Regions from separate parts of the Homo sapiens genome. Here region 1 is linked to region 2. The links are chromatin loops, found by intact Hi-C in ENCODE. Cell type or tissue: OCI-LY7. All regions are shown on one strand. Each heading gives the region's core, and the rest is flanking DNA. Links, peaks and the distances in the headings are about the cores only. Region 1 overlaps CELSR2 (cadherin EGF LAG seven-pass G-type receptor 2). Region 2 has its middle 5.9 kb from the start of GPR61.

What was found. A loop is a pair of places that touch in the nucleus more often than their neighbours do. Peaks named below come from ENCODE experiments on the same cell type or tissue, not always from the same donor. Only the 100,000 strongest peaks of a DNase experiment are listed, where the experiment ranks them.
Region 1: a loop joins it to region 2, with 6 times the contacts of the local background. A loop is called at or near these places in 65 of 110 quality-filtered maps.

Annotation. Positions count from the first base shown.
Region 1 is chr1:109,259,587-109,272,384 of GRCh38, forward strand. It overlaps CELSR2 (cadherin EGF LAG seven-pass G-type receptor 2), which reads left to right. Exons shown (of 34, transcript NM_001408.3): 3 at 1,456-1,678; 4 at 1,927-2,042; 5 at 2,222-2,310; 6 at 2,701-2,858; 7 at 3,220-3,383; 8 at 3,556-3,681; 9 at 4,025-4,191; 10 at 4,492-4,779; 11 at 4,868-5,042; 12 at 5,282-5,423; 13 at 5,605-5,725; 14 at 6,149-6,332; 15 at 6,519-6,620; 16 at 7,962-8,056; 13 more. Among named protein-coding and RNA genes, the nearest start is that of CELSR2, 16 kb to the left of the region's middle. RefSeq lists enhancers at 159-707, 1,221-1,720, 4,157-5,139 and silencers at 4,130-4,179, 5,558-5,744. In OCI-LY7, for the core only: CTCF peaks have their summits at 4,186 (motif pointing right) and 4,400; a DNase peak (open chromatin) is centred at 4,195.
Region 2 is chr1:109,528,323-109,539,542 of GRCh38, forward strand. No RefSeq gene overlaps it. Among named protein-coding and RNA genes, the nearest start is that of GPR61, 5.9 kb to the right of the region's middle. RefSeq lists a silencer at 2,345-2,513 and an enhancer at 11,063-11,220. In OCI-LY7, for the core only: CTCF peaks have their summits at 4,299, 4,723 (motif pointing left) and 6,006; DNase peaks (open chromatin) are centred at 4,149 and 4,699; H3K4me3 peaks cover 538 bases; H3K27ac peaks cover 467 bases.

The DNA of each region.
Region 1 (12,798 bases), core at 548-8,547, 270 kb before region 2:
GCTGGGCCTAGAACCTGGTCTCTCCCCCACTGAGCGAGTTCCTTTTCTGAGCTGCAGCAAGTACTTTTCTCCCCAGGCATTAAGGGGAAGACACAGAAGAGCTGGGGGAACTGGAGGGGGTTGAGTTCTGAGATGGGGTGCTCCAGAAAACCATTGCACCTGTATGGGCCTGGGCAGAATGGCTCCGCCTCCGCCCAGCTGCTGGTAAAAGAGGATCCTGGCTAGGCGGCTTCCCTGTTGGCCTGTCAGCCAAGGTCTTTACACATCCTGCTCCCTGGGATGCTCACTGTCTCTGCTCTATGCTCCTGACCCCTCCCTTCAGGCTCCTGTGTCTTCTCAGGACACCCCCTGCTCCCCTTCCCTGTGGGCCTTTCCTTCCTAGATGCCCAGGCCCTGCTCCTTGTCCTCCAGGGCCATGCCCACTGGCTCTGCCAGCAGCCATAGGCAGGCCCCACTCCTTCCCCGCTGCATCTTCCTGCCCAGAACTTGCCAGACTTGACTTCTCTCTGCTGCTGCTAGGGGTGGGGGGAAGGGGAGGGACGGGCTTGGGGGAGGGGAGAGAAGTCTTTGTCCAGGAGGATGGTGGGGGGGGTTGGGAGGGGGGGGGTTAGAGCAGGCGAACAACAGTTTCCATGGAAACAAGAGCCAGTCACTAGGCACAGGAGCTGAGAACCTATCTCTAGAATCTGGGAATGGGGAGGGAGAGAAGGGTGGATTTTCCCATCTGATGTTGGAGTTTTCAGCTCCTCTGTTGAATTCTTGTCTGCTCTCAGGGCTCAGTTTCCCACTCTCAGCATGTCCCAGGTGCACAGAGGTCCTTAGTCTGGACCGCAGGGCTCAAGGTGGGAGTCCTCTGCCCCATTCCTGGGGGCTCCCCAGCTTCTCTCTCATACTCTTCCATAACCCAGACAAATCTAAGTGGAAGCCTGGTCCCATCCCCAGGGAGGGAAACTGATCTCAGTGCCTGAGAGGGACAAAAGCACCAGTGGGAAGGAGGGAGGAGGGAGGCTCCCAGCCCTCCCGCTGTCCTGCAGGCCCATCTGCTTGTGCACATTTACCCTCTTGGGGGCCAGGACACCCCCAGGTGTGCTTGGTAGTGTGACATCGAAGGCTCCCGGGATCCGGGCCTTACAACCAAGTGTCCCAGCAGGCCTGTGCTTATGAAACCCAAATGGGGTAGGGAAGGTGCTGGGGACTCCGAGGAACTTGCAGGGGAGCAGTGCGTGGAGCTGTGGCGAGAGCGGCTCAGTGAGCCAAACAGGGTGCCCATGAAGGGCTGGGGACCATAGGTCTCAGAGAAGATGGCACACGAGAGGAAGTGGGGATGCCTGGGAGGTTTGGGGAGTATTACGAGGGTCACGGGAGGCCATGGGAGCTATCACTGGGTTGTGGGGGGTCTCAGTTCCCCTCCTGTCCTCAGGTACTTGGTACTCACCTGCCTTTCCTCTTGTCCAGGTGAGCACTGTGAGGTGAGTGCTCGCTCAGGCCGTTGCACCCCGGGTGTCTGCAAGAATGGGGGCACCTGTGTCAACCTGCTGGTGGGCGGTTTCAAGTGCGATTGCCCATCTGGAGACTTCGAGAAGCCCTACTGCCAGGTGACCACGCGCAGCTTCCCCGCCCACTCCTTCATCACCTTTCGCGGCCTGCGCCAGCGTTTCCACTTCACCCTGGCCCTCTCGTGAGTGGCTGGGCACTGGGGGTGGGGAGTGGGCCTGGTGGGCATCTGAGGTGCCTCCTGTTCTGTGGTTGAAGTAAGAGGTCAGGCAGTGAAAGCGTGGAGCAGGCTGCCGGCAGAGCCAGGTCTGCTCTTGGAGTTGCCTGTGGTTCTGCCAGCAGATCTCCCTCCCCTGCGCTGGTTAGGTGGCGGGGGTGCTGGCATCCAGGTGGGTACCCCATTCCCTGCCCCCATCCCCAACTCCTGTTCAGGTTTGCCACAAAGGAGCGCGACGGGTTGCTGTTGTACAATGGGCGTTTCAATGAGAAGCATGACTTTGTGGCCCTCGAGGTGATCCAGGAGCAGGTCCAGCTCACCTTCTCTGCAGGTGATCACAGTTGCCCCCCATCCTTGCCCATCTTCCAAAGGCCCCAAGTCTTCCAGCCCCTGACCCCAAGCCACATACTCTATCAGCCAAATCTGGGCCCAGCCCCAGCCACTGGCACCCCAAACCCTGCCATTCCTAGCCCTCGTCAGGCATTCCAGCTCACCTGGTCCTTTCCCCAGGGGAGTCAACCACCACGGTGTCCCCATTCGTGCCCGGAGGAGTCAGTGATGGCCAGTGGCATACGGTGCAGCTGAAATACTACAATAAGGTGGGTGTGGAGGGCACAGAGGGTTGGGGGTTCTGTTCTTGCCTCAGGTGCTTACCCAGCCCTGAGTGGCATTGCCTCCAGGCTTGGGTGGGCTGGTCAGGGCATTTCTGGCTGAGAGGAAGGGAGCGGCTGGGAAGGTGCCACCTTGCTGGGCATTCCCACCCCACTGGGCACTGCTCGATGCTCTCTGTTCCACTAGGCAGCCGCAAACTTGGACACTGAGGAAGGTAGTTACATGCATAAACCACGTGAGCACACGTGTGTGTATATGCATGTGTGTACGTGTGTCTGGGCATGTGGGTGCACACAGAGGCACCCAGTGTGTGCTGGCCATGAACCTAGTGGGCTCTGTACTCAGTGTCCCCCTTCTCTGCTCTTTCCTGTCCACAGCCACTGTTGGGTCAGACAGGGCTCCCACAGGGCCCATCAGAGCAGAAGGTGGCTGTGGTGACCGTGGATGGCTGTGACACAGGAGTGGCCTTGCGCTTCGGATCTGTCCTGGGCAACTACTCCTGTGCTGCCCAGGGCACCCAGGGTGGCAGCAAGAAGTGAGCAGGGGAAAGGGCCAGGGATGGGGTGAAGTGAGGGCAGGGCCAGGCAGGGAGGGAAGGTGGAGAGGGTGGGCTTTTGGGGTCTCTCTCCCTTTGCCTCTCTTAGCCCCTGCTCAGCCCTGGGGATGGGGTCAAGACTGGGGAATCAGAGCAAGGCCCTGTGGGGCAGTCTGGGGAGGGGGCTGAGTGTTCGACAAGAACAGTTCCAGGTAGGGGTGACGCCCTTCCTGAGCACTGCTCTGCAGGGCCTCTTGGACACCTGCCTACGCCGTTCGTGTCTCTGGCCTGGCGGCAGAGCGAGCGGAGGACCAGAAGCTCCCAGCCCTCCCTTGTGCCGCCACCATCTTTGCTCCCCCAGGTCTCTGGATCTGACGGGGCCCCTGCTACTAGGCGGGGTGCCTGACCTGCCCGAGAGCTTCCCAGTCCGAATGCGGCAGTTCGTGGGCTGCATGCGGAACCTGCAGGTGGACAGCCGGCACATAGACATGGCTGACTTCATTGCCAACAATGGCACCGTGCCTGGTATGGGGGCCCGGGGTGGAGCCAGGCTGGGATCCCAGTGCTGAGAGGAGGGGCTGTGCCTGGTGTGAGGATGCCAGAATGGAGGGTCTCAGAGGCCTCTCTAACTGCTGCCACAGGCTTTCTCTTTAGAGCCCCAGCTCAGGTCCACTGAGCTGCCTTCTCTCCATTCCAGGCTGCCCTGCCAAGAAGAACGTGTGTGACAGCAACACTTGCCACAATGGGGGCACTTGCGTGAACCAGTGGGACGCGTTCAGCTGCGAGTGCCCCCTGGGCTTTGGGGGCAAGAGCTGCGCCCAGGGTAGGAGGGGCGGCTGTTAGAGGCCACAGCCTGGGTGCCATCAACAGTCTGGGAACTGGCAGGGTTGGGGCAGGCACTGGGCAGGGCTCTGCTGAGCGGGGCTGTGGGTGGAAAAGCGTGTCTGGGCAGAGCCCTGAAAGGGCAACACAGGAGACAAAGGGGCCAGTCAGAGGCAGGCCTGGGCACAGCGTGGGGCGGTCCCAGGGCAGGTACGCACTTTGGAGGGCGGGGCTGATGAGGGGAGTGGGCTCTGCCTCCCGTGCAGCCGCCACCGCTGAGCATCACAGCCCCAGGGCCCTCTGAGGCTCCACCCGTCACAGTCTGCCTTTTCCTGCCTCCCCAGAAATGGCCAATCCACAGCACTTCCTGGGCAGCAGCCTGGTGGCCTGGCATGGCCTCTCGCTGCCCATCTCCCAACCCTGGTACCTCAGCCTCATGTTCCGCACGCGCCAGGCCGACGGTGTCCTGCTGCAGGCCATCACCAGGGGGCGCAGCACCATCACCCTACAGGTGATGCATGGAAGGGCGGCTGGCCCTGGCCTGGCCATAGGGCCCTGGTAGCCTCTAGGCGGCTGGACAGAAGTGGCTGGGCAGGTCCTGGGCAGGGGTGGGGACATATAGAGGCCGCTGGATCCGTTGGGAAGGTCAATGCTGCCACCTGTTGGGCCTGAGGGAAATAAATACGCTTTCCTCTCTATGGCCTCAGCTGGGCAGCGGGATGGGTTTGATGGTCCAGAAAGGGGAACTGTGAGCTGGAGAACAGTGATTAAGGCCGTCTGCTGACCCTGTTTTCTTTCCTCCTGGTGTCAGCTACGAGAGGGCCACGTGATGCTGAGCGTGGAGGGCACAGGGCTTCAGGCCTCCTCTCTCCGTCTGGAGCCAGGCCGGGCCAATGACGGTGACTGGCACCATGCACAGCTGGCACTGGGAGCCAGCGGGGGGCCCGGCCATGCCATTCTGTCCTTCGATTATGGGCAGCAGAGAGCAGAGGGCAACCTGGGCCCCCGGCTGCATGGTCTGCACCTGAGCAACATAACAGTGGGCGGAATACCTGGGCCAGCCGGCGGTGTGGCCCGTGGCTTTCGGGGCTGTTTGCAGGTGAGTGTCCTGCCCTGCCCTCCCATCCCCTCCCCCACCACCTGCAGCCCCGCTCCACTGAGGGCAACACTGCTCCTGTCCCTCCCAGGGTGTGCGGGTGAGCGATACGCCGGAGGGGGTTAACAGCCTGGATCCCAGCCATGGGGAGAGCATCAACGTGGAGCAAGGCTGTAGCCTGCCTGACCCTTGTGACTCAAACCCGTGTCCTGCTAACAGCTATTGCAGCAACGACTGGGACAGCTATTCCTGCAGCTGTGATCCAGGTATGCTAAGGATCCAGGGCAACGGGCAGGTTATCAGGTGCCTGGGGCCACATGCTGGCTCTGCTGTGTGACCTGGGGCATGGGGCATCACACCACCTCTCTGAGTCTTAGTTGCCTACACAACAAAGCCATAGCCAGCTGATAGGATGCTATGTGGAAAGAAACAGATGAAGGGTTTGATGGAAGATGGTGCCAGGGGAGGGTGGGGGAATGAGCCTCTCTGGTCCTTCTGGTCCCAGGTTACTATGGTGACAACTGTACTAATGTGTGTGACCTGAACCCGTGTGAGCACCAGTCTGTGTGTACCCGCAAGCCCAGTGCCCCCCATGGCTATACCTGCGAGTGTCCCCCAAATTACCTTGGGCCATACTGTGAGACCAGGTAAGCAGACCAGGGCATGTGGCAGCAGGTCCCAGTGGCTGCTGCTTCTCTCTGGTGTGTCCCTCAGAGCCCCGAAAGCCTGGCTGATCCACAGCCAGGGTCAGAAGGGCCACATAGGGCTCACCTAGGTTAGGTGGGAGTGGCAGGGGGAGCTCATGCCTACCTGGGTCCCTCTCTGCAGGATTGACCAGCCTTGTCCCCGTGGCTGGTGGGGACATCCCACATGTGGCCCATGCAACTGTGATGTCAGCAAAGGCTTTGACCCAGACTGCAACAAGACAAGCGGCGAGTGCCACTGCAAGGTGACAGCCCCAAGCAAGCCTCCACTGTGGCCACTTGGGCCTCTGTCCACATCTCCTGGGCCCTAGAGGGCAGGCTGTAGGGATGGGTCTTCCTGTAGAGCTGAGGGCCTTGTGCCTTTGCTCTCACAGGCAGGGCAGTTGGCTGCTTACCTTCGTGTGTCTGAGGCGCAGGGGGACCCTGGGCCAATGTGTAACCCATGAGCTCTGGCCTGGTGTGGTGGTGGTTTGCAGCCTGTTCTGATTCTGTGACATCTCGCTGATGGGCTCAACTCCAAAGCATTGCTAGTGTTAATTATTTTGAATACTGCTCCTGAGGGGACCTGAGGTCGGGACCCTCTCCACAGGGGCCACAGCTGAGAAGGACCCATGAGCATCCTGGGAAGAGAGCCTGGCCAGTGACACCGTTCTTCCCTCCTTTCTCAGGAGAACCACTACCGGCCCCCAGGCAGCCCCACCTGCCTCTTGTGTGACTGCTACCCCACAGGCTCCTTGTCCAGAGTCTGTGACCCTGAGGATGGCCAGTGTCCATGCAAGCCAGGTGTCATCGGGCGTCAGTGTGACCGCTGTGACAACCCTTTTGCTGAGGTCACCACCAATGGCTGTGAAGGTGGGGCTCCTGGGATGGGTGGGCAGCCCTCCTTACAGTGTGCTAGGCACCTGCACCCCAGGAAAGCCAGGAAGGGGCTGGTTGCAGGCCTGGGGAGGCCTGGGGAGGCCTAGGGAGGGCTGGGGAGCCTGGGCAGGACAGCAGAGGGAGAGCTGCTCCTGGGTGACCATGTGCTCTTCCCCGCAGTGAATTATGACAGCTGCCCACGAGCGATTGAGGCTGGGATCTGGTGGCCCCGTACCCGCTTCGGGCTGCCTGCTGCTGCTCCCTGTCCCAAAGGCTCCTTTGGTAGGTGTTGGAGGCCCCGATGTGATGTCGAGGACATGGCCTCTGCTGTTAGTGGGATGAGGGCAGGAAGCTCCTGGCTGAAGATCCGGGGACCCCACTTTCTGGCCTCCAGGTCCTGGGATTTCATTTCCCATCTTCCTTGGTTCACATTCCCCCTTCCCCATGTTGCCCAGGTGTGCCTACATCTTGGACTGTTTTGTTTTGTTTTGGTTTGGTTTTTTTTCTGGGACAGAGTCTGTCACTGTCACCCAGGCTGGTGTGCAGTGGCGTGATCTCCGCTCGCTGCAACCTCTGCCTCCCAGGTTCAAGCAATTTTCCTGCCTAAGCCTCTGGCCGCCACCACACCTGGCTAATTTTTTTTTTTTTTTTTTTTTTTTTGTATTTTTAGTAGAGACAGGGTTTCACCATGTTGGCCAGTCTGGTCTCGAACTCCTGACCTCATGATCCGCCTGCCTCGGCCTCCCAAAGTGCTGGGATTACAGGCGTGAGCCACTGCACCCCACCACATTTTGGACTTTTTTTTTTTTTTTTTGAGACGGAGTCTCGCTCTGTCATCAGGCTACAATGCAGTGGCATGATCTCGGCTCTCTGCAACCTCCACCTCACAGGTTCAAGCGATTCTCCTACCTCAGCCTTCCGAGTAGCTGGTACTACAGGCGTGTGCTACCATGCCCAGCTAATTTTTTATATTTTTTTAGTAGAGACAGGGTTTCACCATGTTGGCCAGGATGGTCTCGATCTCTTGACCTTGTGATCAGCCCGCCTCGGCCTCCCAAAGTGCCGAGATTACAGGCGTGAGCCACCGTGCCCAGCCCACATCTTGGACTCTTAACAAAAATGCTGAAAAACCTGCACTGTGCTTGGCATAGGGCTGTGCTAGAGATTCAAAGATGAATCATGCAGGGTTCCAATCGTCAGCTCACCACCGAGTCCTGGAGTTACGCCACCACAAAGGCAGACAGTCTGGGGAGTAGGGGGTGTTGGCTGCTGACCCAGGACACCCAGCCCAGGATGGGGGCTGGCGCTGGTCCTGGACTGGCAATGAGCAGGTTCATAGGCAGGAAGTGGCGGAGAGCACAAAGTGGTGGCTGGAGACAGGCAGGATGGGGGCTCAAGGAGGTCGTATGCCCTGTTCCCCTAGAGCCCATGTGTGGACTGATCTTGCGGAGATTTTTGGCCCTGGTGTTCTACATACCTGTCTTCCTGTTTCACCAGGGCCCTTGTTTGCTAGTTACTGTCCCCGGCCCATGAGGTGCTGGCCTCCAGCAGAACCTCTCAGCCAGTCTCAGGGGCTTCCTGTGTGTCTCCCTGAGGCCGGCCCTTTTGGCTTCCTTCCCCCAGGGACTGCTGTGCGCCACTGTGATGAGCACAGGGGGTGGCTCCCCCCAAACCTCTTCAACTGCACGTCCATCACCTTCTCAGAACTGAAGGGCTTCGTAAGTGAACCCCCTCATCTCCATCTTTTCCCTGTCCTTCGTCCTGAGTCTCACTTGCCCCCACTCCCATCTTTGAGAACGGGGCTTCTGGAATTCCAGCCTGTGTGTTCCTGGGCTCCCAGCTGGAGAGGCCGTCTCTCACCTCCTGAGGTCCTTTTGCTCCAGAGTTCCTGCCCTCACTCCTGCTCCTCCGCTCCGTCCTGTCTAGGCTGAGCGGCTACAGCGGAATGAGTCAGGCCTAGACTCAGGGCGCTCCCAGCAGCTAGCCCTGCTCCTGCGCAACGCCACGCAGCACACAGCTGGCTACTTCGGCAGCGACGTCAAGGTGGCCTACCAGCTGGCCACGCGGCTGCTGGCCCACGAGAGCACCCAGCGGGGCTTTGGGCTGTCTGCCACACAGGACGTGCACTTCACTGAGGTGGGGCTTGGAGGATGCAGGGCTGGCTGGTTAGATAGGGGTCATGGTGAGTGAGCCTGCTCATGGCAACCTGGGGGGCAGAGGGGGCCCTCCCATCCCACCTACAAGGAGCTCCCTGCTGGCAGGAGGCCTCCATGAAACCCTGTGACCCCTGGCCCAGCCCTCTTCCCAACCCTTCTCATAGTAACATATGTGTGTTGGGGCATGGTCTGACCCAGAGCAGAGGCCTGCCTGTGGTACCATGGGCTGGGAGGAAGCAGTATCTCAGGACATGTGTGTGGGTCCAGGCACAGGGCTGGGAAGCTCTTATGTAGAGAATGAGGAGGAGGGCTTAGGGGCAGAGCATCCAGTGACCTGAGTGGGCAGTGCGGTCCAGGAGCATTTCAGGGGAGGCAACAGTGAGCACAGAGGGAGGGGCCTGGTGGGGAGCAGGGACTGGCCCGGGCACAGGCCGGGGCTCCATGGTGGGGATGTCAGGTGTGGGTTGTGAGCACACCCACCGTGACCTTGCCCACCCCAGAATCTGCTGCGGGTGGGCAGCGCCCTCCTGGACACAGCCAACAAGCGGCACTGGGAGCTGATCCAGCAGACAGAGGGTGGCACCGCCTGGCTGCTCCAGCACTATGAGGCCTACGCCAGTGCCCTGGCCCAGAACATGCGGCACACCTACCTAAGCCCCTTCACCATCGTCACGCCCAACATTGGTAAGGCTGGTGCCTGGGTTGGGGAGGGGTTTGTGGAGGGAGTCCCCGACAAGAGCGGCTGTGCTGGGGTCCTGCCTGCCTCACAGGTCCGATCTGTGACCATCCCCTTCCTTAGTCATCTCCGTAGTGCGCTTGGACAAAGGGAACTTTGCTGGGGCCAAGCTGCCCCGCTACGAGGCCCTGCGTGGGGAGCAGCCCCCGGACCTTGAGACAACAGTCATTCTGCCTGAGTCTGTCTTCAGAGGTCAGTGGTGGCCATGGATTGAGTTGGGAGCTGGACCCCAGTGTCTGTGCAGACTCCACAGAGAGCAGGGCCCAGCTAAGTGTGACAGTGTCCCCTCCCAGAGACGCCCCCCGTGGTCAGGCCCGCAGGCCCCGGAGAGGCCCAGGAGCCAGAGGAGCTGGCACGGCGACAGCGACGGCACCCGGAGCTGAGCCAGGGTGAGGCTGTGGCCAGCGTCATCATCTACCGCACCCTGGCCGGGCTACTGCCTCATAACTATGACCCTGACAAGCGCAGCTTGAGGTCAGCAGCTAGGGGACAGGTGTGGGTAGGGGTATGGGTCGGGCGGTGAGTGCTGAGGCATGGAGGGGGTCGGGGGCGTCTCCCCAGTCATGTGACTGCCGTGGTGACTGTGCACCTGACTGCCCCACATCAGAGTCCCCAAACGCCCGATCATCAACACACCCGTGGTGAGCATCAGCGTCCATGATGATGAGGAGCTTCTGCCCCGGGCCCTGGACAAACCCGTCACGGTGCAGTTCCGCCTGCTGGAGACAGAGGAGCGGACCAAGCCCATCTGTGTCTTCTGGAACCATTCAATCCTGTGAGCCTGCACTGCCCTCGCCCCCTCAGGCTTCGGGCTGAAAGTCCAGGCCCCTGCATGCCTCACCCTCCTTGTCTCCCTGACCCTGCCTTCCTCACACAGGGTCAGTGGCACAGGTGGCTGGTCGGCCAGAGGCTGTGAAGTCGTCTTCCGCAATGAGAGCCACGTCAGCTGCCAGTGCAACCACATGACGAGCTTCGCTGTGCTCATGGACGTTTCTCGGCGGGAGGTCGGGCCCACAGGGGCAGCTGCAGAGCCGTGGGTGGGCACCCAGGGCACGGGGCTGGGTGCTCAGGTCCTGCCCTTCCTAATTCCCTGGCCCCCTGCCACCTACTCTGCAGAATGGGGAGATCCTGCCACTGAAGACACTGACATACGTGGCTCTAGGTGTCACCTTGGCTGCCCTTCTGCTCACCTTCTTCTTCCTCACTCTCTTGCGTATCCTGCGCTCCAACCAACACGGCATCCGACGTAACCTGACAGCTGCCCTGGGCCTGGCTCAGCTGGTCTTCCTCCTGGGAATCAACCAGGCTGACCTCCCTGTAAGATGCTCCTACTGCCCAGAAACTGTCCCCACCTTCTCAGGCCGCCTCCCCAGCCCCCACTGGCAACCCCTGCTCCTGCACCATGAACTCTAATAAGGTGCCTAGTGCAGCACCTGGCCCAGGGTTTCCTCTTCTGTGGCTCCCCCGGGATCCCCCAGCACCTGCCTCTGGCCCAGGCTTCCCTGGAAGCAGTTCCCAACACCCAGGCCCTCCTCCATGCCTGACCCGAAGCAGAGCCTGTGCTCTGGGCGGGCCCCGGTCGCTGACCTGCCCTGGCCTGGGCCCTCAGTTTGCCTGCACAGTCATTGCCATCCTGCTGCACTTCCTGTACCTCTGCACCTTTTCCTGGGCTCTGCTGGAGGCCTTGCACCTGTACCGGGCACTCACTGAGGTGCGCGATGTCAACACCGGCCCCATGCGCTTCTACTACATGCTGGGCTGGGGCGTGCCTGCCTTCATCACAGGTACTCCCACCCATTCCCAGTCTTGGGGTCCCACATCCCTGGGTCCACCTTTGTGCCATGTTCTCTCCACCCACATACAGGCCCTGAGGCCCCACATCCCCATGCCCCAGGCCGCCTTATTCACAGGTGTCCCTCTGGTTTAACCCAGACTCTGCAGCCGCCACCCAGGCGTCACTCCCTTATCCTGGGGAGATCGGTAGGGGCCGATGGTGGGCAGAACCCTTTTCCATGCTTCATGCCTGGCCCTGTGAGCCCACCTGCCCGCAGCCCTACTTCCCAGGCCCCTCATCACCCCTCCACTGCTCCCGTCTGTCTCCATGCTCCAGGGCTAGCCGTGGGCCTGGACCCCGAGGGCTACGGGAACCCTGACTTCTGCTGGCTCTCCATCTATGACACGCTCATCTGGAGTTTTGCTGGCCCGGTGGCCTTTGCCGTCTCGGTGAGTGCTAGCAGGTGGGTTGGGTGTCACCTGTGGCCCTCCTTTGCTGTCCTCCTGCTGCTGGGGCCGCGTGTCCTCAGGACTCCCTTTAGGAACAGCTGAGGCCACGGGGCCCTGTGGGCTGGGTGGAAGCTGTTTGTCCCCACTGAGCACCCCATGCCCTCTGCCCCTGCCTAGATGAGTGTCTTCCTGTACATCCTGGCGGCCCGGGCCTCCTGTGCTGCCCAGCGGCAGGGCTTTGAGAAGAAAGGTCCTGTGTGAGTATAGGGTTGGGGTGCCTGGGCCATGGGCAGGCACCAGCATGGGAGGTCTCATGGCCGGACTCATGGCCTGTCCCTATCCCCAGCTCGGGCCTGCAGCCCTCCTTCGCCGTCCTCCTGCTGCTGAGCGCCACGTGGCTGCTGGCACTGCTCTCTGTCAACAGCGACACCCTCCTCTTCCACTACCTCTTTGCTACCTGCAATTGCATCCAGGTACCTGGCCCAGCCTGTGGAGAAGGGAGGCACCTGGGCTGTGGATGCCTGAATATGCACAGACCGTTGCTGCCTCTTGCCTGCCAGGGCCCCTTCATCTTCCTCTCCTATGTGGTGCTTAGCAAGGAGGTCCGGAAAGCACTCAAGCTTGCCTGCAGCCGCAAGCCCAGCCCTGACCCTGCTCTGACCACCAAGTCCACCCTGACCTCGGTGAGGGAGCCAGGGGTCTCAGGAGGGCGGTGAAGGGAGGGAGAGGCAGGAGGCCCAGTGAGCCTGTACTTTTGGCCCCACTCCCCTTTCTCTTTTCTCCATCCCTTCCTGGAAGGTGGAAGGGGAGGTGAAATGCTGTGTTCGGCCTGGGGAGGAGATGTTGGAAAGGGTGTGTAGGATTTTGACTTGAGGGAGATGGGGCTGAGACAGATAATCAGGTAATAAGTGCCTTGCACCTGAGAATCTCTCATGAATTTTAGTAAATTTTCTGTCTCCCAAGGTGCTCTCAGGAGACAATTTCTGGTCTCATCTTTTACAGAGCCATTATATAGTGAGTCCAGGATCCCTGGGGGCATGCAGGGGTAGCACAGCTGTGGCAGAGCTGTGACCACTGCCAGGCCTCAATATGGGGACAGCGGAGAAGCAGGGCCCTCTCTTTCAGACCTGAGCATGTGGAAGGTGGAACTTAGGGCAAGTTCCCTCCACCCTCCTTCTTCCCAGCCTGGGGCCAGCCATCCCACTCCCCACTTACTGACCTCTCTGTTCCCTGCCTAGTCCTACAACTGCCCCAGCCCCTACGCAGATGGGCGGCTGTACCAGCCCTACGGAGACTCGGCCGGCTCTCTGCACAGCACCAGTCGCTCGGGCAAGAGTCAGCCCAG
Region 2 (11,220 bases), core at 56-8,055:
ACAGACAGATGGATCAACATCAGGCACAGCAGAGCCCAGGGGTCTCTGCTCCATGCTTTGGGTAGCAGCTGCTCCTAAACTGACAGGCTCACCCGAGAGGAGCCTACTTCTGGTGGCAGTGGTGTGCCCGATGCGCATTCTGATGGCCCCAGCTGTCTTCACTGTTCCAAGAGTCCTGAGGAAGAGAGTGCACCCTGGGCTTGTGAGGAGTGTTTGTTGGGTTTGCTGAGCATGTTAAATGAGTCAAGGGTGATCCACTAGACCTTAATCAGTGGCTTTCAGAACTTGGAGCCGAAGCCCTGTGGTGGAATGGAACCAACGCTGACTATCTGGAATTTGGGAAACCTCATCTGAAACCTGCCTCTAACCAGCTGGATGTCCCTGAGCAAATCCTTCTGCTCCCTAGGACACAGCTTCCTCATCTGTAACATGAGGAATACGCTGTGCTGCTGTAAGGGCCCTTCTGCCCTTTGTACACCTCTGGATGTATGAGTCTACCAGCTCTTCAGGGCAGGGGCTGGACCTGGGCCTGGGCCTAGAAAGAGCTCACATCTGGAATTCAGGCCTTCTGACCTCTGTGTTCTATTCACCACTGATTCTGGGAATGGAGGCCATGGTGGGAAGTCTGGGGAGCGGCCGGTGCTATGCATAGCCTGGCCTCTGTCCAGTGGGTAGGAAACTGCCCAGGAACCCAGCAGCTAGCTGGACCCAATAGGACTTCCAGTGATTGGTGCTGTTCCCATGGTGGTGCTGGAGGGTGAGGGTGCAGGGCTGGAGAGTGGAGGTAGGATGGAAGGGAGCCCGGCAGTCCCCACACCTCTCCTGGAGAGTGAAGCCTCCACCAGCGGCCTGAGGACATGTGCCCAGGACACCTTGGAGCTACATTAGAACTCAATGTGGGGCTGGGAGTGGTGGCTCACACCTGTAATCCCAGCACTTGGGGAGGCCAAGGCAGGTGGATTCCTTGAGGTCAGGAGTTCGAGACCAGCTTGGCCAACATGGCAAAACCCTATCTCTACTAAAAATATAAAAATTAGCCAGGCATGGTACCAGCTACTTGGGAGGCTGAGGCATGAGAATCGCTTAAATCTGGGAGGTGGAGGTTGCAGTGAGCCATGATTGTGCCACTGCACTCCAGCCTGGGCAACAGAACGAGACCGTCTCAAAACAACAACAACAACAACAACAACCACAACAAAACACACACACACACACACACACACACACACACGCACAAAACAACCACCACCCCCTCCAAAAACCCTCAATGTGGAATAAATGGGAGAAACACAGAGAGAACTAAAATGAAGCCCTCGATAGCAGAATCAGCCAGGCATAGCAGAGCTTAAGGCTTATTAGAGCTTGCTTTCTCCCTCTGTAAAATGAGGAGTGAGGCTCGAGCTATTTTGGAGGTCTTTTCTAGCCTTCACACTTTATAACCCTGTAAGTAAGAATCCAGCTCATTAGGTACTACTGAACTCCCCTCTGACAGCAGTCTTCTCTGCTGTCCTCCTTCTCCCTCCACACGGCAGGTCAGACCGTGTGGAGAGCCTTGCCCCTGCTCAGGTGCTGCCCAGCTAAGCTGCTGCTTGCCCAGGCCCGGGACAGGGAGCGGGAGAAAGACAGAACTATTGTCTCTTCCCTACCTCCTTCCAGTATCCCACACTCCCCAAGGGCCAGAGGATCCCCTGCCATCTCTCCACCCCACAGGAAACCAAACCCGGCAGAGCCCAGGGGCACAGAGAGGTGGGCCCAGGGCCAACAGAAACAGCTGCCTTAAGGTGTCATCTTGCCATGGGGGTGGAGAGGAGCTGCACTTTTGAGGTCCCCTCTGAGACCAGCTAGGTAATTTGAGCCTCTTTCTTGCCCTTCTTAATTCTCTGAGAGAAGGCTCCGAGGGTCCCTTCCAGCCAGGTCAGGGCCAGCCCAGAAGCCATGAGTCCATCTCTCTGGGCTCCAGGATTGAAGGAGTAGAGCTTTTGTGTGTGAACTCCAAGGAGCTCAGCTAGCGTAGCAGCGCTGGAGAGAAGCACAGCCAGAGTGCCAGAGAAGGCAGCCACTAGGCTGCTTTCCCCTAGACAGACGGGGTATTGATCCTGCTTGCACGCCACCCCCCTCTCCCCAACACTCTCCACTTCATGGCGCAGCTAATGGCCTGGAAAAAACTGGCCAGCTGTTCCCCAGCTGTGACATAATGAGCTCAGGGACGATCAATGCCGTTCCGGTCTCTAATTAGGCCAGGGAGCTGGCTGCAGCGAGAGTGCGGCCTGTTTCTTGAGGGCACCACTTCTACTCCAGTCCCCAGCTGCTGTCTGTTGGCAGCCACCTGGGCCCATGCATCTACGTACCAGAGGAGCAGACAGGGCCCTCCAGCGGCCCTTGGGAGGGTCATTTGACCCAGAGCTCCTTTTCCAGCAGCAGAAGTAGCGACTTCATACGCACATTAGGTGGGGAGCCTGGCCTGCACGTGAAGCTCAGGACTCCCTCCAGCTGCGGTAGCACCCCTCTCTCTGCCTGGGTCTGTCACTCATCCAGTGGCCTTCAACTGCAACCCTCCAACTCCCTACCCCTGAAGCCCTGCCCAGGACCCTTCCCACTACTGGTCCTGAATGCTAAGCCCAGGACTGCAAGGAAGAGGCTGGTAGCACAATTGGCTTCTAGCCCAGCCTCCCTCTGCTATTTATACCCTCAGTCCAGGGAGAGATGGATCCGATACTCAGTGTATGCACTGCAGAGGAGGAAGTGAAGATGGAGAGAGAGATGGAAAGCGAAGGGGGAAAGGTGTACACTGAGGCAAAGAAACAGAGAGGTCAAGGAGCAGAGGCCCACGGCCAAGAGGCTCCAGGACTCAGAGAGTTCTGAGAACAGGATGCAGAGAGCAGACGACAGATCAAAGAAGAGAAACCAAATAAGGGAGACAGGAAAAGTGAGAAAATGGGGCCATCAAGGAAGAAAGGAGATGAGATAGAAGAACCAGGACACACCCTGTGCTTGTGGGGGTCAGGCCCCAGGTGCTGGATCAGATGTCTGATCAGGGAAGCGGAGGTGCTGGACACACACTGTCCAGGGGCCTGGTGTGAAATTACAGGAGTTGGGAGAGAGTGCCTCAGAGGCACAGGAGCAGGGCTATGTGGGTGTGAGCAGAGGCTGGTCTGGAGGGACAGGGCTGGGCAGGACAGGCTAGGGATAGGAAGGCCAGGCAGGGATCCCCTCCTAGAACTGTGGCTGTGGGTTCCACTCTCTGTGGGTGGAGGTTCAGGTTCAGGCAGGGAGCTAGAAGCAGGTGTCAGCAATGCGGGGAGGAGAGAAGGGGACTGTTGTGGGGATTTGGGAGTAAGGAGGGCCGGAAGGGAGGGACGTCTAGGCTTCCTGCAGCCTCTACTTCAAGGAAGCTCAACATAGCTCCACGGCCTGGGACAGGGCATTCTTCAGCCAGCTTCCAGCCATCCTGCCATTCACACAATCACACAAATCAGTCAGATGGAGCCCCTGAGAGGGGTCTTCCTGAGATCCAGCTGACCCTGGTCATTCCTTTCTCAGTCTTTTCCCAGTCCTAGGACTGCACCTCTTCATGACTGTGGTTTCCAGAATAATGGCCTGGTTTGTAGAGATCAGAAATGCCCACTGCTGTTTCCTGTATCCCTCCACCCACCCAGACTGAGCCTCTGAAGCTGTCCGGGGCCTGGAGAGAGAAGCCACTCAAGGACAGCAGCTGCTGACTCAGACGCTCAAATTCTCGGGCGGAAAAGGACCTTAGAGAATGCCTAAAATCGTGGCCCAATCCCTCATTGGAAGCTGGGGCTCCGAAAAGCCGGGGCTCCGAAAAGCTGGGAGAGCAGCCCAAAGCGTACTGCCCACTAAATGTGGATGCACGCTGGACCGCCGGTTCAGGCCTCCTTCTGGGACACCAGTCGGCCCATCTCTTCCTCATAAGCTCTTAGGAGTAGGAGGGATTTTATTTAACGAGCCAGGGCCCTCTCGCCTGGTCCTCCCAGCCGACTGTGATGGTGTAAAAAGGTCAGAGTCCACAGGACCACCATAGGACCACGGTCTCCAGGAGGGAGAAGGCAGGTGGCGGTTGGGCGGGGAGAAGCCTGTCACCGGGGACTGCAGTCAACTCTTTGCAGCTCTGTGGCCAACACTGCCCCCTTGTGGTTGCTGGCTGTCAAGGCAGTCTGGGGGCCGGAAATGGAGAGGCTTGGGTCCTCTTTCCCACCCAGGACCTCACCCTCTAGGAACCCCTGCCTCGTGCGATGCTGATTTACATCCTCCAGGGATACCCCTCCAGGGGAGGCCATCCAGGAGACTGAGCTTCCACTTGCCATTCTGCAGTAGGGTCCCCAGGCATGTGGGTGAGGGCTGACCACCTCCCGGGCGCCCAGAAACCCCAGGGGCCACTCACAAGCTATCTCTGGATCCCCAAGGAGTCCCCCAGAGTTCTAGGTCTGGAAGTCTGTCCCTCCCTTCAACCAATGGGCATAAGAGTCGGGGGGTGCTATTTTTAGGTGGGGCAGGAACGCAGGGAGAGGACTTTGGAGGGAAGGAGATGTCTGGGAAAGAGGTCACAGGACCAGTATCATTGTGCTCAGTGGTGTCCAGCCTGGACAGGGAAGAGTCAGGTTCCCTTGGGCTCAGCAGGGGTTGGCTTGGCTGAGGATGAGATGGTTAGGGGCGACTGACCCAGAGACATAGAGCAGGGGTGCCCCCCAGAGTCAGACACCAGGCACTGCTGGGAGTGCTCTGTGGAGCTCTCAGTTGGGAAACCCAGCCCAGTTCTTTTTGTTTTCAGGCCAGGGCCAAAGAAGTAGGCCTTGAACTGGGCGTTCCAGGGTGGAAGGACCAGCCGATAGTCCAGATGCCATGTCCTCTCAGGACAGGCTGGACAGCTTCTTATGATATCATTACTCTATAGGGAGAATTTCCTGGCACTCAAATTACCACTCCACCTTTTCCCCTCCTCTCCGAAGAATGGACATGGTCAGTCATGAGTACCTGGGCCAAAGATCCTCAGAGCCCCACCTAAGAAACATGAGAGTCATTTGATGCTGTATCACTTCATCTGTGACCTCCCCTTTCTCCTGAGTGCACTCTGTCACACATTCACATGCACTATCTCCTTGATGACCTATATGGATTTTTATTTCTCCCTCTGGGCCTGAATGACAAGGAAAATCCCTCGTCTCTGATTCAACCCCTTGCTCTGGAACTTGTGGGTTCAGTAAATACTTATCAAAGGACCCACCAAAAGACAGGAGGCTGGGCCTGGAATCCCAGCATTTTGGGAGGCCAAGGTGGGAGGATTGCTTGAGCCCAGGAGTTTGAGACCAGCCTGGGCAACATGGCGAGACTCCCATCACTATAGGCGGGCAGATCATGAGGTCAGGAGATTGAGACTGTCCTGGCTAACATGGCGAAACCCCGTCTCTACTAAAAAAAAAAAAAAAAAAAAATTAGCCGCGTGTGGTGGTGGGCGCCTGTAGTCCCAGCTACTCGGGAGGCTGAGGCCGGGGAATGGCGTGAACCCAGGAGGTGGGGCTTGCAGTGAGCCAAGATCGTGCCAGTGCACTCCAGCCTGGGCGATAAAGCGAGACTCCGTCTCAAAAATAAAATAATAAGATAAAATAAAATAAAATAAAAATAAAAAATTAGCTGGGTGTGGTGGCACACCTGTGGTCCCAGCTACTCGGGAGGCCGAAGCAGGAGGATCACTTGAGCCTGGGAGGTCGAGACTGCAGTGAGCCATGTCTGCGCCACTGCACACTCCAGCCTGGGTTTCAGAAAGAGACTCTATCTTAAAAAAAAAAAAAAAAGATAGGAGATGGGCACATCTGTGGCCTTATGTTTCCCTGCTCAAGACATTTTGCTATGTTGACTTCTCAGTCTGGCTTCTCAGCCTGGCTTGCAGGGGGCGCAGTCCCATAAATCTACCATAAATCTACCTTTCTATTCTCACTTCTTCCCTACAGCCAGATTATTTTTCAGTCAAATTGGAGAACTCACAGTGCCCTAATATTTCCTAAACTTGCTATTTCCATATTTTTGGTAGGCCTTCTTTTTCCATCTAGACTACTGTCCTCAGCCTCTTTCAGTTACTCACAGTTAAAATCCTACTCCTCCTTTAAGACCCGTGCCACTTCCTTCATGAAGTCTTCCTAGATTTCATGAGGAAGTAAGTTCACTTTTTCCTTTGAATCTCCCCAGCAATTTCACCATCCCTTGACACTTACAGCCTGCATTGTCCCCATCCTAGACATAAGCACCAAGAAGGCAAGTCTGTATTTGTTTAATCTTTGTAACCCTCTTCCTCACTTCCTATACAGAGCTTTGCATATAGTAGTTGCTCAATAAACATGTCTTGAATGGAGTGACATAGAGCCTGCAGTTTGGGCTGCTAGGAGCTGAAGGAGGTGGGAATAGGGTGCTCCCAGGCTTCAGGAGACCATAGGAATGTACTCAAAATGGGGAGACAAGGACAGTACAGAGGTAAGTGGGGTGTCTGGGCCTTCTCAGAACCTTGCTGGGGAGGAGGAGCTGAAGAAAACAGACAGCTGGGAGGTCCTAGGGATATGGTGGGTTGAGGAAGGGCCCCAGGAACCCAAATGTGCGCCATTAATGACAAGCTGAAAAAAGGAGCAGGACTCCGGAGGCTTGGGTTCTGGTTGCACCTCCTTTACCCTCTAGCTGTGTAGCCTAGCCCTGGGCAAGTTCCCTTTCCACTCTAGGCCTGTTCATCTGTAAAATCAGGAGTTAGACACCTGACCTCCTGTGATCCTTTCAGCTTTGCTACTCTGGCCCTATGTCAAGCTTCTGAAGCAGGGTTGTGCTGAGCAGTGGGGATTTGTGTCTGCCTCCCCAGGCTTCAGCACCGGGGATGACCCCACCCAGGTCCTGGACAGTATTTCCCAGAGAAGGGGACAGAGCCCAAAGCCATGGGGAAGGAGGTACGTGGCCTGGGTAAGCTGCGTCCTGGCTTGGAGGATGTGAAAGAAGTTCCAGGGGGAGATAACTCCCCTCCAATTCAGAGCAATTAAAGTGCCAAGTTTTCAGGCCCCAGGGAAGGGTTTTGGGGAACTCCCCTTTCCATAACTGTGCTTCCCTGTCTTCTTCCTTGCCTCATCCCCATAGTATAGATCTGGGGTTTGAACCCCAGTTGCTCAACTGTGTGGCTCTGCAAAAGTCACTTAACCTCTCTAAGCCCCAGTGTCCATATCTGTAAATGGAATCATTGAGACTAACAGAGAAGATTGTGTAAGACTACTCACACGAATACGCCTAGTGCTGTGCCTACTGCCAGAGCTCCCTTCCCGAGTCTGGAAAAGGACTGTTAGGGCAGATGGCCCCCAGGCCACAGGGCAAATGACTAATTCGCTTTGCCCATGCACTGGGTGTAGGGCAGGGCCTGTGGAGGGACAGGCTGATGATGGGAAGGTTGGATGGGAAGAACATGCAGAGGATATTACCCTGATTGCTAGTGAGGAAGGGCCACTCAACCTGTAGACCTATTTATTGTGTTATTAATAAATAGGAGACCCAGGAGCTCTCTGGGACTTTTCTGTGGGGTTCCAGCATTGAGCCCCTGCTGATGGACAGGAGGTGGGCAGCATGGGAAGGGCCCTGGTCCATAGCAGGCCTGGCCTAAACATGCACTGTGGGTGTTCCTGCCACTCTTTTGAGCCTGGTTCATCCGAGGCCCCCAGTTTCTAATCTGGTTGGGAAGGATTTATTTTTGGGTCCCTGTAACCTAGCAATGGGCTCACATGACCAGTGGCAGCTGCAGGCTGAATATACCATTGGATCTCAGCTCCTGGCAGGGGGTGTAGGCCAGACAGTGGGGGAATAAAGAGAATGGAAGGGCTCTCACCTCTGCTTTCCTCTGCCTCCCTCCTCAGCCCCTTGGCCTGGCTCCCAGATGCTGGGCAGGGTGAGGTGAGTGCTTGGAAAGCAGGCATGGCTGGTGCTGGTACAGGGGGGCCCCAGGAAGCCAGGAACTGAGCTGTGGTGTGGAGGTCCCAGCTGTAAGCCTGCTGTCTGGTTGGCAGGGGCGGGGGGGTTGGGTGCCCATGCGGATGGAGGTGGATGCCAAGAGGACACAATGCCAGCAGCTTGGCGGGGGAGGCCTGGCTAGGGAGTAGGCGGCTGACAGGCAGTCTATGTTGTGGGATCTCAGGGACATCCCTGGTCGATGCTGGAATCCCAACGTTCTGCTTCTTCTCTTTGTTCCCTGTTAAATTGTTAATATTCCTGGGAAAGAACACATTAAGTTGCTATCAGTGCAAATGGGTTTATCAACCTCTTTCCTGAGAGCAGATTCTGACACAAGGCAGAGAAGGAGGGTAGTGGGTGCCACTGAGCAGGCAAGGGGCTCTAGGGAGGGGGCAGTGGCAACATAAGAAGTCTTCAATGTTTATTGAAGAAGTGGATGGATGAATGAAAGATAAACTTGATTGGCTTCCAGGTCTCATCCTGGGGCAGAAAAGGGTGGATGGGCAGACACGACCCTGTCACGAGGTGCTGGTGCACAAGGGTTGGGTAAAACTGTACCAGGGAGCAAGTCTAGGATGCAAAGATCAGTCCTCAGCAGCAAGGGCCCTGCCATGATACCAAGGGAAGGGGTGCCACTGTTGGAAACAGGGCCTGGTCCCCGTCCTGTAACAGGATTCCCTTCCTGGGTGTGTGCACAGCATAGTGAGCCATGGATCTCTTATGTGGTTTGGGGGATCACACTCAGTTTCTCCATCTTGGTCTTCTTGCCCCCTCCATTGTGCTAAGCTTTACTAAAAGGAGGGACTGGCAGGTGGGGTTGGGGGTGTGCTGTCAGTAGCTACTCCACACCCTGACTGAGATCATTTAATAAGATACAGCATAAGAAGTGCCTCCCAAAGTGGGCCTTCAAGAACTAGTAGCATTATTATTATTATTATTTATTATTATTATTTTTTGAGACAGAGTCTCACTCTTATTGCCCAGGCTGGAGTGCAATGGTGCGATCTCAGATCACTGCAACCTCCACCTCCTGGGTTCAAGCGATTCTCCTGCCTCAGCCTCCTGAGTAGCTGGGATTACAGGCATGTGTCACCATGCCTAGCTAATTTTTGTATTTTTAGTAGAGACGGGGTTTCGCCATGTTGGCCAGGCTGGTCTTGAACTCCTGATCTCAAATCATCTGCCCGCCTCAGCCTCCCAAAGTGCTGGAATTACAGGCGTGAGCCACTGTGCCCAGCCAGCATGATTATTATTATTATTTATTATTTGCCCACAGGCTAGAATAAGCAGTTCCCCCGCCGACCTCCTGAGCCAAGATGGTTCCAACAGCTGGAACATGCTGCCTCTTTGGTACTGCCTTTCCCAATAGCTCTCTGGGAGGGGCTTCAGGACACGGACGCCTTGCCTGCTGGCCACCACATGAGCTGTGATTACCTGTGCTAGCTCCCTGAAGCTGGAGAGGCAGGCTATGTTTGTTTTGCAGGCTCCCTACCACTATTAGATAAGCTTGGAAGTGAAGAATTTTGCCCATTTTCACAGACAGCCAACTCACAGGCCAAGGTCTTACCACCAACCAATAGAATGGCGCCAAACTGGAACCAAGGTTTTCTGACTCCAGTCTAGCGCTCTTTCTAAAATCCTGTTCCAGTGGGCCCAGGTCTGCTCCAGTTCTTATTGAATCCCTCGGAAGGGGCCATGCCAGTCTGGGCTGGGGCCCTGCAGGAAGAATGTGGGTGCTGAGCAGGGACAGGCTTTACCTAATCCCAGACAATCTGCTTGATGCCAAATTAATCTTGCCAACACAACAGCACAGGGCTTCCTAAAAATCACTTTGCTGTCTACAGGTTTTCAATTTGGTATTTCCATTTGAATTTCTTGTACGCAGGTATGCCTAATTTTGAGGTCTGTTTTAGGCTTTCTGGAAGGCAGTGACTACTTCTATGAAGATAGCTTTTAGGGCTGTAGTCCACAGTCTTGTGTCAGGCCACTGGAGAGGCCACGGAACGAAGGGAGAAGGAGGAGGAAATACTTGGACTTCAAACAGATCTGGGTTCAAATATCAGCTCTTGCACTTATTAGCTGTGTGATTTGGGGAAAGTCACTTCTCCTCCAGCACCCGGTTCCTCACTTATAAAATAGGGCAAGTCATGGCTGCCTCATAGATTGGTGTGGGGATCAAAGAAACTGTATGTAAAGGGCCTGGCACTCATAACAGCTCAAAAAGTGGTGGCTGGTGACAGCGGCACTTGCTGCATCGGCTCTTGGTTTGTCAGTGGCCTCTTTGTTTTTGACCTGGGGCTTGGGGCAGCCAACTTGTCCCAGTGAGGTCCTTGGGTAACTCATTGTTCTTATGGCTCTTTGGGTTGGGTCTGGTAAACAATTCCAGAATTCCCTTTTTCCTTCTTAGAGGCAGAAGGAGTCCCTAGATAGGCAAGTCTCAGGGAAGCAGGCTCTGGAGTAGGGGATCATGCCTGAATTCCCTGTTTAGACTCATGGCTCTGCCATGTGGAGCTATGTGGCTTTGAGCAATCTCTTTATCTCTCTGGGTCTCAGAAACATGGATACCTTGGCCTGTAGGATGTCCTACAGCTTTGCAATGTTAGGATTCTATCCTTGGGTATCAGTCATGTACCCGGGTAAATGATCATTTTCTTCATAGCTAGAGGGAGGCCATGCCCCTTCATTGCGTCTCTGAAGGCCCATCATGCCACAGATGGGCGATGCTCAGTGGCTGATGCTACCTAGCTCTGTCCAGTCCCACAAATCCAGATCAGTGTGAGCATTCCTGAGTCCCTGGCCCCCACTCTGTCTCCTTCAGGAAGCAGTGTTGTGGTGGTTCCCATGGTGGCTCGGGGGGATGTTAGATCCTCCCGCCCCCTCCCTGCCAATCTCCATCAGCCCTCACAGCCCCAGTTCCAATAAACATACAATCTAAGCAAATAATAATAATGTGCTTTTGGGAGGCAAGGGCAGGGTTAAGACAAAGCCTTCAGCTGCCCTTCAAACCTGAGTGCTGCTCCTAAACCTGTCCCCCATACGCATTAGGCAGCTTCCAAAGGGGCCAAACCTTGGACCATCCCCTGGAGCCTCAGCCGCCTCCCTGGCCTAAGCCTTGGGGCCCTGGGTCTGCGCTGACCTGCCTGCATCAGCACCTTGGTTCTGATGTCACACAGAACCATGCATCTCTCCTATCTTCTCTTTGAACTGCTAAGAAATCAAGGCCAAAATGCAACTTGC